3 separate regions of the Homo sapiens genome follow, and regions 1 and 2 are each linked to region 3. The links are chromatin contacts, found by Hi-C or POLR2A ChIA-PET in ENCODE. All regions are on one chromosome and are shown on one strand. Each heading gives the region's core, a stretch centred on a gene start or an enhancer-like site at or near the end of the contact. The rest is flanking DNA. Distances are from core to core; before and after follow the strand shown.

Region 1 (4,551 bases), core at 1,889-4,388, 380 kb after region 3:
TCTATCTTATGTTCTGTATTATTTTTTTCCTTATATTTATCAATATCTGAAATTATTTTATTTATGCCTATTTATTATCTTCTAGATAACAAACTACTAGAATGCAAGAACCAGAAGAAGAAAGACCTTGTCTGTCTCATTCGTAACTGTATTTCCAGGGCTTAAAAATAGTGCCTGATCCAAAGTTTGAATATTTGAGAATGAACAAGAGGAATGCCTGATATTATTTTGTGTCTGGCTGTAGAATGGGTGTTGCATCCTGGGTCATAAATCATACAATTGGCTTGGAAAAGGTCTGGCCTGAATAAAACGTGTTGCTTTTATTTTCCACGCTCTGGATTCGTCACCAGTATCAATTAGACCAGTGTTTAACCCATGCAATGATGTTCTTTTTGAAAATTGTAATGATGGTCTATTTGCTTATTCCTGTAATTCCTATTTAGTTTGTCCTTTATTCTTTAATGCTACTTCTTCCTTCTCCGTCTCCTAACCTCCTCAGTCTTCTGTTCTTTTATTACGGTTTATAGATGATCTTTTGTGTCTTGGGTAGGAATGTTTGCTTTATCTCTCTCGGCGAACACATTTTTTTTCATTTGCTGCCTCTGCCGATTATTCCACAGTGACTCATTTCCCTATGTGGCTTGTCATCTTTGCGCATGAGCTCATCTTCAGTGGGGATTAATTTTCTGGGGTGACATGGGATCCCGACCGTGCTCTTGTCTAGATATTCTTGTTTTCCATTTGCTCTTCTGTGGGGCCCAGAGGTTTCCTTGGTTCTGTACCAGTTTTCTTTTTAATTTTTAAATTAAAGTTTACCATCTTAACAATTTTTTGTTTTTGAAACAGGGTCTTGCTCTGTCACCCAGGCTGGAGTGCAGTGGCACAATCATAGCTTATTGCTCCTTCAAAGTCTCTGGGCTCCAGCAGTCCTCCCACCTTGGCCTCCCAAAGTGTTGGGATTACAAGTATGAGCCACTGCACCTCGCTCAACTTAAAAATTTTTAAGTGTATAGTAATGTTCAGTAGCATTAAGTATATTCATGGTATTATGCAATCAATTTGCAAAACTTTTTCATCTTAGAAAATGGAAACTTTATACCCTTTAAACAGTGACTCCCTGTTTTCCCCTCTCCCCAGCCCCTAGCCACCACCATTCTGCCTTCTGTCTCTATGAGCTTTAACTACTCCAGTTACCTCATATAAGTGGAATCACACAGTATTTGTCGTTTTGTACCTGGCCTATTTCAGTTAGCATAATGTCCTCAAAGTTCATCCATGTGACAGCATGTGACAGAATCTTCCTCCTTTTTGAGGCTGAATAATATTTCTTGTATGTATATACCACATTTTATTGATCAGTTCACCCACTGATGGACACCTGAGTACTTGTGTCTACCACCTTTTGGCTATTGTGAATAATGCTGCTATGAACATCGGTGTTCAAACATTTATTTGAGACCCTGCTTTCAATTGTTTTGGATATGTTTACAGAAGTGGGATTGCTGGATCAGTGCCTGTCTTAATTTCTTGGTTGGGGTTCTCTCCTCATGTAGGTAATACAGATGTGAACACCACACATGTGTGTAGCAGGCACTGGCTTCAGCTTCCTATGGGTGAGGCTTCCTACCCCTTGCACTATGGCAAGCTCCCTTGCTGATTCTCTAAACCAAGGCACCGACTTTCTAAGCTCAGTGTCACCACCTAGGCACAGCTTCATGGCTTCCAGTTTAAACAGGAGTTTCGTTTCAGCTTTTCTGTCTTGTACAGGCCCAAGGCCTCATCTCCTTTTGCTGTACAGGCGTTAAAACTTGAGTCCCACGCCTGTTAGGCCTGTATCTGTTTACAACGCCCCTGTCATCTGTTTGGCTTCAGCTTGCACTCACCTCTTTTTCTTTGAGTTGTTCTTTTTTCCTGACATCAGGGAATTTTCTTTCCTTGCTTTTGAGTATGCATTAAAAAATAGTTTATTCAGCATTTTCAGTGTTTGGGGTGTGTGTGTGTGTGTGTGTGTGTGTGTGTGTGTGTATGTGTACGTACTTTCAGTTCTGTTTGAGCTGTGGTGCCAATAGATATTTATTTGTTCATTCAAGATTTTCTGACCGTTTATAGCCTACACAATGATAAGCCTAAGATGACTAAATAGTAATCTTCTGAACTCTTGTAACTCGGGAAGATGTTAAATCATAATACACTAACAGGCAAGATATAGATGTTGCTGTGCAATTGTGGCAGTGGAATCCATTTTTAGCTTGAATCCCAAACAGAAAGGTTGTCTTCCTACTAAAGCTGCACAATGAGCCCCTCCTCAAGCCGTGCCCTTGTGAAACCAGGTTCAGAGTACAGAGACCCGCGGGACCAGAGCTCTGAGCAATGAGGTTGCAGACAAGACCTGGAGCCACACACACCAGAAGAAAGGGGAGTCTTCCTGTGTCAATCAGCAAGAACAGGCAGGCATTTTTGCAACACGCATTATAAAATAGCCTACGTTGCAGAGACGTGGCCTTGTTAATTACTATTTAATATACATGTAACAAGCATATCAGCAAAGATCAATAATTTTCTGCAGATAAGAAAAAGGCCAGTGAGACTTTCGCTGGTGTTATTTTTGTCTGCGTCTATTGGTTTCAGTGTTGCCAGCTTCTTCCTTTCCAAATCCAGGCTATATGAGACAGAAAGAAAACCCAGAGAACTCAACACTCTCATTGTTTGAGTCCCAAGTCCCCCATTCAGTCTACCTCCTTCCATCCACCTTTCAAAGTCTTCTTATGTTTGATTTATATACATATATAATGTCTAGGGTTTTTAGTTGCAATTAGTGGGAGAAATAGGAGAAGTACACCCTATCTTCTTGGTGGATGATTTTTTTAAAAAAAATAAACTTGTGTTATTTTACTGCAATCATTACATTACTATATGCTTATTAACATCTTTATAATATAGAAATGATGAAATTGAGAGTAACAATTGGGCTGGGTAAGATTGTGAAGTAGGTGAAAGAAACAAACACAGTTCAGGCAAGAATATGGGATTAGCAAAGCTGCTTTTTATTTCACTATAACTTTAGACACTTTGTGTTCACATTTTTTTTCTGCAACAAAAATTTTCTTTTCTTTTCTTTTTTTTTGAGACAGAGCCTTACTCTATCACCCAGTCCGGAGTACAGTGGCGTGATCTTGACTCACTGCAACCTCTGCCTCCTGGGTTCAAGTGATTCTCATGCCTCAGCCTCCTGAGTAGCTAGAATTACAGGCACCTGCCACCACGCCCGGCTAATTTTTGTATTTTTAGTAGAGAGGTGGTTTCGCCATGTTGGCCAGGCTGATCTCAAACTCCTGGCCTCAAGTGATCCACCCGCCTTGGCCTCCCAAAGTGCTGGGATTACAGGCAAAAATTTTCAGTTTTATAAAGAAAGATGAATAGAGATGAACTTTCTTTTAAGAAAACCTGTTAAGTGTGAACCCGGGCGGTGGAGCTCGCAGTGAGCCGAGATTACGTCACTGCACTCTAGCCTGGGCGACAGAGCGAGACTCCGTTTCAAAAAAAAAAACAAACGACAAAAAAAAGAAAACCTGTTACGTGTAGATTTGAATTTACAAAGTGGATAGATAAGGATGTGATTCTGAGTTTTACTCCGAGTCACCCCAAATTTTTCAGGAACTCAAGTGTTATATAAAGTTAACTCAGAACAATTTTACTTGATTATCACTCTGGGATTCTTGGCATGAGTAGAATTCACGTCAATAAGTACAGTAAAGCCCTGTTTTGAAAGTGCTTTGCTATCACAGATTATATTACAGTAGGGTCAAATCATTTTCCACGTATAATCCCTGATATATGACTTGAGTAAAACAACGCATGAGGCAAATATTGTTCTTGCATTCTGATACCAGTGTCACAATAGGGTTCTACTGAATTATTAGTAAAAACATGTTCAGTGAGATTTCTTGCCCTGGATGTAAACTTCAGCCAGGCACTGATGCTTTTCCCATTAGCATCATTATGCTGAACGTTACTGTAATGGTATTCTACTGTCACACAACACTGGGGTCTAAATGAGTTTTTCCTAAAACAGGCCTATTCACAAGGTGAGCCTGGCCATCTCACACCATTTCTTTCATGCCTCTGTTTTGGCAGACATTTCCCCATCTTCATTCATCTTCCTGCAAGAAACAACTCCAATTCACACCATGAATTGTAATGTTAACTATACTGTACAGTGGTTTATTTAAAAGCCAGAATCTATGTTGTTTGATAGCCAAACTTACAGTGGGGGAAGGGCAGACAACCCAGTCATCAAAGGATAAAAATCTATACTAATCTTAAAAGCAAAACACAGTGTAGTATTTCTTGTCTATTTTTCTACAAAAGAAGGCCATTGTATTTCTGTTCCTGGCCATGTCAGCAGTGATGGTCCACCCCACAACGGCCCCCACCAGTTTTTTTCAAGCATTGATTGTTGACTTCCCCTGACACCCCATCACAACCCATTAGTACTGAAAACTGACAAGCCCAGCTGCAGCAGCAAAATGGCAAGTTTGAAAGAAAATATCG
Region 2 (5,114 bases), core at 1,388-3,887, 300 kb before region 3:
GGAGTCTTGCTCTGTCACCCAGGCTGGAGTGCAGTGGCATGATCTTGGCTCACTGCAACCTCTGCCTCCTGGGTTGAAGCGATTCTCCTGCCTCAGCCTCCCAAGTAGCTGAAATTACAGGCGCCGCCACCACACCCAGCTAATTTTTATATTTTTAGTAGAGATGGGGTTTCGCCATGTTAGCCAGGCTGGTCTCAAACTCCTGACCTCAAGTGATCTGCCTGCCTCGACCTCCCAAAGCACTAGGATTACAGGTTTGAGCCACTGTGCCCAGCTTAATCCTTAAAATGTTTCTGTCGTTTTCTAAGGGGACAGCAAAGAAGAGAGTGGAGGAATCTGCACTTTTTCTCCCTAAGCAGTCTTGGGAAAACAGATTTCCAAGTGCTAAAGTGTATGGTGTGGATTTTAAGAGGTGTAATCCATAAGAGGAAGGCACACAGAAGATGTTCTCGAAGTGGAATCCGTGGCAACAGCATCACCTGGGAACTTAGACATACACGTTCTCAGCCCCCACTGAGTCACAGACTCTGGGAATGGGGCCCAGCAAGCTGAGTGCAATAAGCCTTCCAGGTGATTCCAATATTCAAGTTCACACTTGAGGACGACTGGCACAGTGGATAAGGAAGGACCTGCTTTTAAGCCCTGTCTCTGCCACTTAACAGCTGTGTGAGCTTGAGCAAGTTAGTCTTTCTGAGTTTATGGAGAGGAATAAATGAGATAATGTACTTGAAGCACTTAGTGCAATGTCAGATATATAGAAAGCACTCAATACATGTTAGCAGCTATGGTTACTGTTATGTATGAGGGGAAGGAAAAAGGATAGGTCCTTCAACAAATTAGCACAGCATTTACCAGCTTAAAAGCCCTTTCAGATACTGACGTGTTTCCAGGAAATCCAAAGGTCACATACATTCTGTGTGATCTCATCCACACAAAAATTTGAACAGAGCAGTAGTTTTTTATCATCAGAAACCCCACGGAGCTTTTACATTCTGCCCTGCCACCCGCGGGCCTTCAGAGCTCTAATCTCCCGTGGTAGATAGACCTTGATAATCCATCATTTTTAAAAATCCCCATAGGCAATGCTGCAAAATAGCTACTGGAATCAAAGGTGGTAATAGTTAGAGCTAACATGTATTGAATATTTATATGTGCCAGGCACTGTGCTAACTTCTTTATAGATGTTGCTTCATTTAATTCTCACAGTAATCCTATGAGTTAGGTACTATCAGTTTTTGTGTGTGGGGGGGGCGGGATGGGGTGGATGGCAGAGTTTCACTCTTGTCATCCAGGCTGGAGTGCAACGGCTCGATCTCGGCTCACTGCAACCTCTCCCTCCCAGGTTCAAGCCATTCTCCTGCCTCAGCCTCCCGAGTAGCTGGGATTACAGTCCCGCATCATTAGACTCCGCTAATTTTTGTATTTTTAGTAGAAACGGGGTTTCACCATGTTGGCCAGGCTGATCTCGAACTTCTGATCTCCACCTGCCTCAGCCTCCCAAAGTGCTGGGATTACAGGCGTGAACCACCGCGCCTGGCCTACTACCAGTTTTTAAATTTTACAGGTGAGGAAACTGAGCTATAGAGGGGCTAAGTTACCCCAAGTTCACACACCTGAGAAGCGGTTTAGGACCCGAGCCCAGGTTTGAGCTATTAACTGCACTTCACTGACGCAAAAATGGATGCATTCATTTACTCATTCATCCAACATGCATTTGATGTTGGTAACCAGTTAATATCTGAAAGCTGGGGGATATAAACTGAACATAGAGTCCCATCTCCATCCTCAGGAAACTCATGCCCTCCGGTGATGGGGGGCAGGACAAATAGCAGAGAGACCGCCTTATTTTACAAGATGTCATTGTTCTCTGAGAGGCTGAAAAGATTTTCTATCACCACTAGCCTCCTCCTCTCCACGGCCATTTACAGAATGGGCAAACCAGCCTCCCAGCGGAAGACCAAGCTTGCTAGCGGTCAACGTTGCCGGCAGCTCTGCAAGCGCTTCCAGCGGGCGTCGCTCTCCTTTCGGGGGTGGTACTTTCATTCGGTCATCCTGTGAGTGTTCCACTTCCCGACGGAGGCCGAGCACTCACACCGCGGCGGAGGTACCCGTCACCGCAGAACCGGGTGGCTGGCTCTCCTCCAGGGAGAAAGCCTGTCACTTATTCCTCAACACTGTTGGGAAGTTACCTAGAAAAGTACAGACAGAAGACCTAGGCTTGCGTTTTAGAATCGTGGAGTGTTAGCGCTGGCCAAATCGTTGGACACAATGTAAGCTTGATCAGGAAAATGAGCTCCAGGGTCTCACAGGCGGGGCCTGGAATCTTGGCGCAATCTGCGACCCTCACTGCCTCCTACAGTCGGGGCTGAGCGTTCTTTCAAACAGCCAAAGTAATCACTTAAGTCCAGCAATGATCTCCTTGGAGAAATCAAAAGATCCTCCCTAAGAGACGGCCTTGGAGGGCATCGCCCCTGGGGCTGGGCACAGCACGTCTTCCCGGCCCCGGCGCGGGAGGAGGGTTTGGGGACAGCGGCCGCACTCCGGACCCTTCTTCAGATTGCACAGGAGGAGGCGGTAGCGGAACCTTTCTCCTCCGCCTGGTTCTCGCTTCCACCCGGGCCCAGTTGGGGACGGACGCACTAGAGGCGACCTAAACATGGAGACAGCGGGCGCTGCAACTGGGCAGCCGGCCTCTGGGCTGGAGGCTCCGGGGTCCACGAATGACCGGCTTTTCCTGGTTAAAGGTAAGATGTGCTGTGGTGAGGTGCGGGCGTCGGGGTGAGTTAACCCCGGACCCTGGCTTGCTCTGGAGCGGGCATTCCCACACACATCCCGCTCTGAGAGCCCTTAGCTTGTGCTTGCCCCTGAGTTTAGCCCGCGGAGTCTGGCGGCCCAGGGAGGGTAGGTCGCTTACTGGGTGGAGTCTCCCCTTGGGCGGGGCGGGGGGCAGATCCCGCGAGCTATTCTCCCGGGCGTGCCATATTTCCCCGTCACCTCTGCAATTGTTCTAGAGCCTTGCCTTTTCTGATTGCCATCGTCTCTTCTCCTCCCCGTGAGAAACTTCACGCTGTGGTCCCAGGGGAGAGGGGAAGGGAAGCTGAACCTTTTCTCTGCGCTCGGGAATAATAATTCGGAATGACCCAAGGAACCAGAGGTCGTGCGGTCACGCGTGTTTCTCAGCCGCTGTCATTTACTGTTAGCAAGAGCTGCTTAGCCATGGTTTCTTGAATTTCAAAAGTGATTTTGATTGTAACTCGAATAGTATCTTAAACTTACTTTTGTACATCTTTTTAACCTCTTTTTATTTAATTTTTTTTAATATCCCCCCTCCTCCCCGAAACTCTTGGCAGGTGGAATTTTCCTTGGTACCGTTGCTGCAGCGGGAATGCTAGCTGGATTTATTACAACATTATCATTGGCTAAAAAGAAAAGCCCTGAATGGTTCAATAAGGTTGGTGACACTGAAATCCATTCATAGCATTGTTATTGTTTACAATATATGGCAGCTTTTGCGTAGAAAAAATAAAATATTGATGGTCTTTCACATTGCTTTAAGATGTGAATTTATATACGCTCATGGATTCTAGAAATGTACAAATTAACCAAGTCTTTATTTTCATTTAGAAGGATGTACTTATGTGCTTTCTTAAATTTTAGCGGAACAAGACTTTGAAAGCTTATCTGGTACATTTCCTATTCACAACATGACTTTGAATCTAAATTTGGGCCAGGCATCGTGGTTCATGCCTGTAATCCCAGCACTTTGGGAAGCCGAGAGGGGCAGATCACCTGAGGTCAGGAGTTTGAGACCAGCCTGGCCAACATGGCGAAAACCCATCTCTACTAAAAATACAAAAATGAGCCAGGTGTGGTGTGGCACTCCTGTAGTCCTAGCTACTCGGGAGGCTGAGGCAGGAGAATCACTTGAACCCAGGAGGCTGAGGTTGTAGTGAGCCCAGATAACACCACTGCACTTCAACCTGGGTGACAGAGCGAGACTCTGTCTCAAAAATAAATAAATAAATATTCACACAAATAACTGTGTAATTACAATTTGATGTGTGCTATGGAGGAAAAGTGTTACGTAAAACATCATAAAAAGTCAAGTTTCCTTTCCACTTACATTTATCTTTAATAATCATACTTAAGCCTTATCGATACCATAATGGCAAGAGACCATGTTTAAAGTGTGCTTGGATCCCCTCTGAATGCTCTAAGCTTATATGGAGCTTCCTAAATCACTGCTATGGACCTTGTGGGTCATTTTCTCTCTATGTTATAGAATGTTTTCAGAGCAGAAATATATTTTGTGGTGGAAATCAGAGTAGTGCCTTAACAGTAGAGTTTTGGTTGATTTCTAAGCCTAAGTTATGTTAATCCTTGGCTCACTGATCTTTTTAATAATCTGATGAAAACTAGGGATTCTCTGGGGCTGAAGAGCGCACGTACACATATCACAACTTTCCATCCTATTTTGTTATTCTGAGATTTGATCATCACAGATGCTCTTCGGGGTCTAACAGTGGTTTTCAAACTGCAGTCCACAGAACCCTGCTGATCCTTGATCCTTGGGTCCATGAAGTCAGAACTATTTTCATAATGATACTAAGATGCTTGTACTAATGGTACAGAGGCAATGGAGAGTAAAACTGCTGATACCTTGGTCTAAGGCAGTAGCACCAAACTGTGAAAGTCCTTGTGTCCTTCATTACAAAGTACCTGTATTTTTTAAAGCCAGTATTACTTAACAGTGTCCTTGTTGAAGAAATAAAATAGTTAATTTTATTAAATCATGACCTTCAAATAAACCTCATTTTAATATTCTGTGTAAAGAAATGGGAAATACAAGGCCGGGCGAGGTGGCTCACGCTTGTAATCCCAGCACTTAGGGAGGCCAAGGCGGGCGGATCATGAGGTCAGGAGACTGAGACCATCCTTGCTAACACGATGAAACCCCGTCTCTACTAAAAATACAAAAGAATTAACTGGGCGGGTGGCGGGTGCCTGTAGTCCCAGCTACTCGGGAGGCTGAGGCAGGAGAATGGCGTGAACCCGGGAGGCGGAGCTTGCAGTAAGCCGAGATTTCGCCACTGCACTCCAGCCTGGGTGACAGA
Region 3 (4,717 bases), core at 1,949-4,448:
AAATGACCCCAGTTCCTGAAAGAGTTAAACCACATATCATTTTTGTGGCAGGAAGGCCATAAGAAGCAACTTCCACAGAGTGGCACTTCAGCACTGCTGACGCAAAATGTTGGAAGACAAATCTTTCTTCCACAAAGAGGCCTTCAAGTTAAGTAACATCTCTGCACAGGCAGATAAATCTCATATGAAATGTAGGCTGAATGCCATGGTTTATGTTACCAACTATTTTTAATACAAATTCACTATTTTTAAAATGGGTAAATTGGTGAAAGTTTAAAGAATAAATAACCTGAGATAACTAGCTACAATCTACATGCAAAATCTGTCAAGCCATACACTTGCTTGACATCTCACTTGAATGTATTATTTACATCAAGACTACCTTTGGCAAACCTAGGGGAGCATAGGAACCACACACTCATTATATTAGGTAGGCAAAGTTTAACTTCAAAATTTGCCGTAAACTTGGCAAATGTTTGCAGCAAATAGAAATTACTGTTGGAGGGGCAGAAGTCATAAGTGACTCCCAAATAGATATGCCTTGTTGATATTTATTTGGGTTAACATTTTAAAATCCAAGACTTTCCAAATAACATAAAATAGTGACTGCAAACCACACTTAGATGTACCTACAACGTCAGACCCATTATGAGCAATGGCAGGTAAGTGTAACAGTAGAATATGCCACGACGATGGGGAGAAATCTTTTACTCAACCCTTATTACACTGTTTCCAAATTGCTCCAGTTTATGTAAAATAATTTGTATTGTTTTCTTTTTTAATTGTACATATCCCTTCTGAGATACAGAGAAAATTAAGCTTTTCCATAAATTCAGTATTCACAAAGCTAGGGAGTTAAAAGCCTGTAAACACAAAATTCACTGACCTGCATCAATTTAAGCACTATTAAAAGAGATTGCAGCTCAAAATCTAAAAAGAGCTGCTAATCCTGCTCTACAGATAGTAACCAATCAGTGTTTATCCTCACAATGCATTTGCTCTTCCTGTTAGGAAGCGCCGGAGTGAGGAGAGGATATGGAATACAAGAGTATATCCTAGTATGCAACTCACTCCTTCTTATGAAACACCTAAATAATAAATTCAACTTAATTTAAACTGTAACTGGCAAATGTCATCAGTTAACAACAATGATCAAGGTCAGAAATGTCCCTGCTATTATTTTTATAAAATCTGTATACAGATCACAAACACAGAAATTGCTACATGAAAATTTCTATGCATATTCACACGTGCGGTAAACACTACAAGGCATAAAAACAGAAGAATGTTAATATTCAGAACTCTTCAAGGCCATTTCTCTTAAACATTTCAAAATACTTTTGGATTCTGTCTCTACATCAACACCGAAAACTGACCCTAACCCTAACCCTACGTTGTTATAATGGATCATCAATTAAATTTGCAGAATTCCAAAATTAAGTTGCTTTGAGTCTGATAAAAATACACACATAAGTTATAAGTTATCTGCATAAGAATTATCAACAAGAGAACAAATTAGAATTTATGGTCAAATTATATAGTTCACAGAGTGAACAAAAAGTGTAAAACCAAAGTGGCCGTCGCTGATTGCTACTAGTTGGATTAAATGCATGTCTTGGTTAATCTACTATAGTTTCATGTGTTGTTTAGCTTACTTGAAAAAGTCGTCAAATGTTCCTAGATTGCAGATTGCAACATCCTACCTAAAACACCTGCAAGTGACCAAGAGACCACCCAGTGATCCCAAAGTCTCCATGGCAGAGACAGGATGAAAAGTAATATCCCGACAAGACTCTTCAGCATTTAATTAAGAACAGGAAAGCACAGGCAGGAGATGAAACTTTACAAGCCTAGGCGTTTCTCGGCTTTTAAAAAATGCTGTGAGTTGGTTTTCCCAGCAAGGAAGGTTGATGAGCATGCACTTGGCTCCAAGAAGCAGCTATTACACAAATAGAATCCAAGTGCCTGGCTAAGCCGCCCAGCCTCGGTGCGTCGGGTAACAGCCAATGGCGGCGGCCTGCCAGCCTCGCCCCGCCCACCTCCCGCCGGCCCCGCCCCTCCACCTCGCCCCCTTCCGCGGCCCCGCCCCGCCTCCCCGCCCTGTTCTTGGCGGCCTGGGCTCCGCGGCCCTGCTGGCGTCCTTCGTCTGTAGTTCCTGGCTTTTCCACCGTCAGCCACTCGTTTTAATTACGCGAACGGGTTCCAACTCATCCAGCCTTTAAGTTTGGGTGGTGGTTTTGAGAGGGGGAAAGAGATGCACCAAAGGAAGTAGGGGAAAAATAAAACCTTAAGCGCTGGGCGCGCCACGCGGGACGCAGAGGTTAGGGGCGCGCGGCGAGGTAGCGGGGCGGCGGCGCGAGACGGCGCAGGGGAAACACTCGGTGCCTGCGTGAGTCTGGCCGCGCCGGCTCATGTGTACGCGAAGCTGTGTCAGCAGAAACTTTAGAAAACACGCTGTGCGAGCGGCCGCCGCCTCCCGCCTCCAGGAGGAGCCTGCGGGCGCGCGGGGCGGACGGTGCCTGCAGGCGGCGGCCGCGCTTGCCCGGAAAGGAATGTGGCTGCGGCCGGCGCCTCCTTCCGCGGGGTCCCACAAAGGCTCATCTGTGCGCGGCGCGGCGCCGTCGGAGGAGTCCGAGCCTGTTCAGTCAGGCTGAGGACGCGGTTGTTTTCGTCCCCCTGTCCCCGCCCCCACGAGCCTACGTGCGGGGTAGGGAGGGCGGCACCGGAACCCCCGCCCGGGTCGGGCCGAAAGGAGCGAGCGGGGCCTGCCGGCAGAGGCCGCCGGGCTGCTGTGTGACTCGGTCCCCTCCGCGCTCGCCGCCCTCATCCTCGCCCAGCGCCTCCGCGGCAGGGTTAATTCCGCCCGCTGCCTGGTGGTCCCACTCCCGGGGGATTCCGGGGTCCGTGGAATCACTGGTTCTCCCTTCGGAGGAGCTCGGCTTCTTCCGTGGGCGCGGGCGAGTCTCCCCGCTGTACCGCGGGGCCGGGGCTTGAATAAAACAAAAGAAACCAAGGCGAGGTGTGGACGCGCAGTGAGGACCGGAAAGCGAGGCCTGAGAGCTGGCGGCCTGAAAGCGGTCCTGCGTCCTTCACACCCTCTCTCTAAAATCCCCCTCTCTCAAGCGGGCCCTGACCAAGAGTAAAAGCGCAGCCGAGGAGGGAAGGACGCCGCCGCCGCGCAGGCATCCGGGCAGGGACGGGTGGGCGGGAGATTCCGGGCCGCTGTTCAGGGCAAGCGCTAAAAGTTTCCGGGTCCCCGAATTTCTCATTTCTTTATCGAATTCTGCAAAGAAGTAACGTTCCTTCGGCCATTAATATTGTAAGAATGTATCGTTTCTAGCCATAAGTTCCAGGTTACTTTTTGTAAGAAAATTAAGGACTCAAGTAGATCAGCCAAAGAAACCACGTACAGCATAAACTCACGTACCACTCCTTAAAAAAATAATTTATTGAGTTATGACCAAGAGTTATATAAGGGGAGAGGTAACAAATCTTTGGTGAGGAAAAAGCGATGGAAAAAATATTAGAGAAGCATAATTTTGAGGAAATTACATATAGTTTGAAACCACCACTGTTTAATATTTTGACTCGCGATCTGAGTAGGAGAAATGACCAAGCTAGGCTGTTGTTTATGTGATGCCATCTCATTCAGTTCTACCTACTATTTATAGCTCCAACAGCATCAGAAAGAAAAACACATGCCTAGTGGCTAAAGCATTCAAACACAACCCCTTATAAAAAAGTTAAAGTTTGGGTTAATTAAAAAAAATTAATTTCATATTAAATATATATTTTTAGGTTCCAATTTACAGTTATGTAGTTATATATTATCGCAATAAAAAGATCTGCCCATGGACTGGTTTTTGGTTTTGAGACATGTTTAAATTACATCCCTTACAGAGTGCTCAACTTGTATGGGGGTAAATGACTAACATGATGTTATCTACAAGGTTAAAAAGCAAGAATAAAGAACTAACTACATTTTAGGTCAGTTCTTCATCAGAGAAGGAATGTTAAAAATTTATTTCCATCCAATTTATTTTCTAAATATTATTAATTTTCTTAAATAAAACATTTCCTGAACGGCAAATTTGCTTGTTATGTCTATTCCCTCCTTCCTGAAATGACTTTCTCCTATCCCTCTAACAGCTTTGTCTTTTGCTACTTCTTCATCCTCCAAGTTGTGCCAATTTGTTTCACTTTTTATTTATCTTTGCTAAAAGAGAAAGGCAGGGGGCGAAAAAACCCTAAAGGACTTAAGATTTTCAGATGGTTCTAGCTCTAGAAACATAATGGCTGCATATGAAGGGGAAGACAGGAGTCGTCCAGATACACCCAGATTTTCTTTTGGCTTGGTGGGAAGAATGAATGGCATGGTTGTGTCCTCGGCAATTTGACATGCTTGTGGTATATCCGCGGAGGTGACCCGCTGGCAGCAGGAAATACAGGTCATGGCACAAGTTGCAGGAGACTAAAGAACATGGATTCGCAGGCAATTAGATGACAGTTGAGTGAGCGTGGATGACTGAGTTTTATCATAAAAAGGCATCACAAAGGACGATAGAGCCTAAAACAGAACCTTCAGGAGTACCAACATTTAATGGACAAGTTCTTCCCTCCTTCCTTAATGAAAGCAAAAGCCACCAGGCTAGAAATTTTACAATTTCAGAACTGCTTTTTCCTCCAAATCTAGAGAGAAATAGGAAGTGAAACATGG

What was found. A loop is a pair of places that touch in the nucleus more often than their neighbours do. ChIA-PET counts read pairs that join two places held with the same protein, here RNA polymerase II (POLR2A). Pooled maps may share reads with other maps.
Region 1: a loop to region 3 is called in a map with no recorded cell type, with 6 times the contacts of the local background. The contact joins two enhancer-like sites. A Hi-C loop is called at or near these places in 9 of 37 single-sample maps with no recorded cell type and 4 of 50 pooled maps.
Region 2: a pooled map shows a loop between it and region 3 (6-fold over the local background). The contact joins the promoter of TMEM242 here to the enhancer-like site in region 3. A Hi-C loop is called at or near these places in 9 of 50 pooled maps. POLR2A ChIA-PET finds 5 or more read pairs at or near these places in 2 of 52 experiments (BJ and activated CD4-positive, alpha-beta memory T cell).

The regions. Positions count from the first base shown.
Region 1 is chr6:156,635,283-156,639,833 of GRCh38, reverse strand. No RefSeq gene overlaps it. Among named protein-coding and RNA genes, the nearest start is that of ARID1B, 140 kb to the left of the region's middle. Within about 2 kb of position 3,138, at least 3 of the 41 ENCODE cell types and tissues checked have a DNase peak (open chromatin) inside an H3K27ac peak, as active enhancers do.
Region 2 is chr6:157,321,042-157,326,155 of GRCh38, reverse strand. TMEM242 (transmembrane protein 242) reads left to right here and starts at 2,637. Exons shown (of 4, transcript NM_018452.6): 1 at 2,637-2,744; 2 at 3,351-3,451. The coding sequence starts at 2,657. It overlaps TMEM242-DT (TMEM242 divergent transcript), which reads right to left and starts at 2,522. Exons shown (of 1, transcript NR_187268.1): 1 at 1,679-2,522. RefSeq lists enhancers at 1,925-2,354, 2,535-2,874.
Region 3 is chr6:157,019,517-157,024,233 of GRCh38, reverse strand. The region is part of intron 4 of ARID1B (AT-rich interaction domain 1B); the gene reads right to left. Among named protein-coding and RNA genes, the nearest start is that of MIR4466, 240 kb to the right of the region's middle. RefSeq lists silencers at 1,959-2,048, 2,349-2,868. Within about 2 kb of position 3,198, at least 40 of the 41 ENCODE cell types and tissues checked have a DNase peak (open chromatin) inside an H3K27ac peak, as active enhancers do.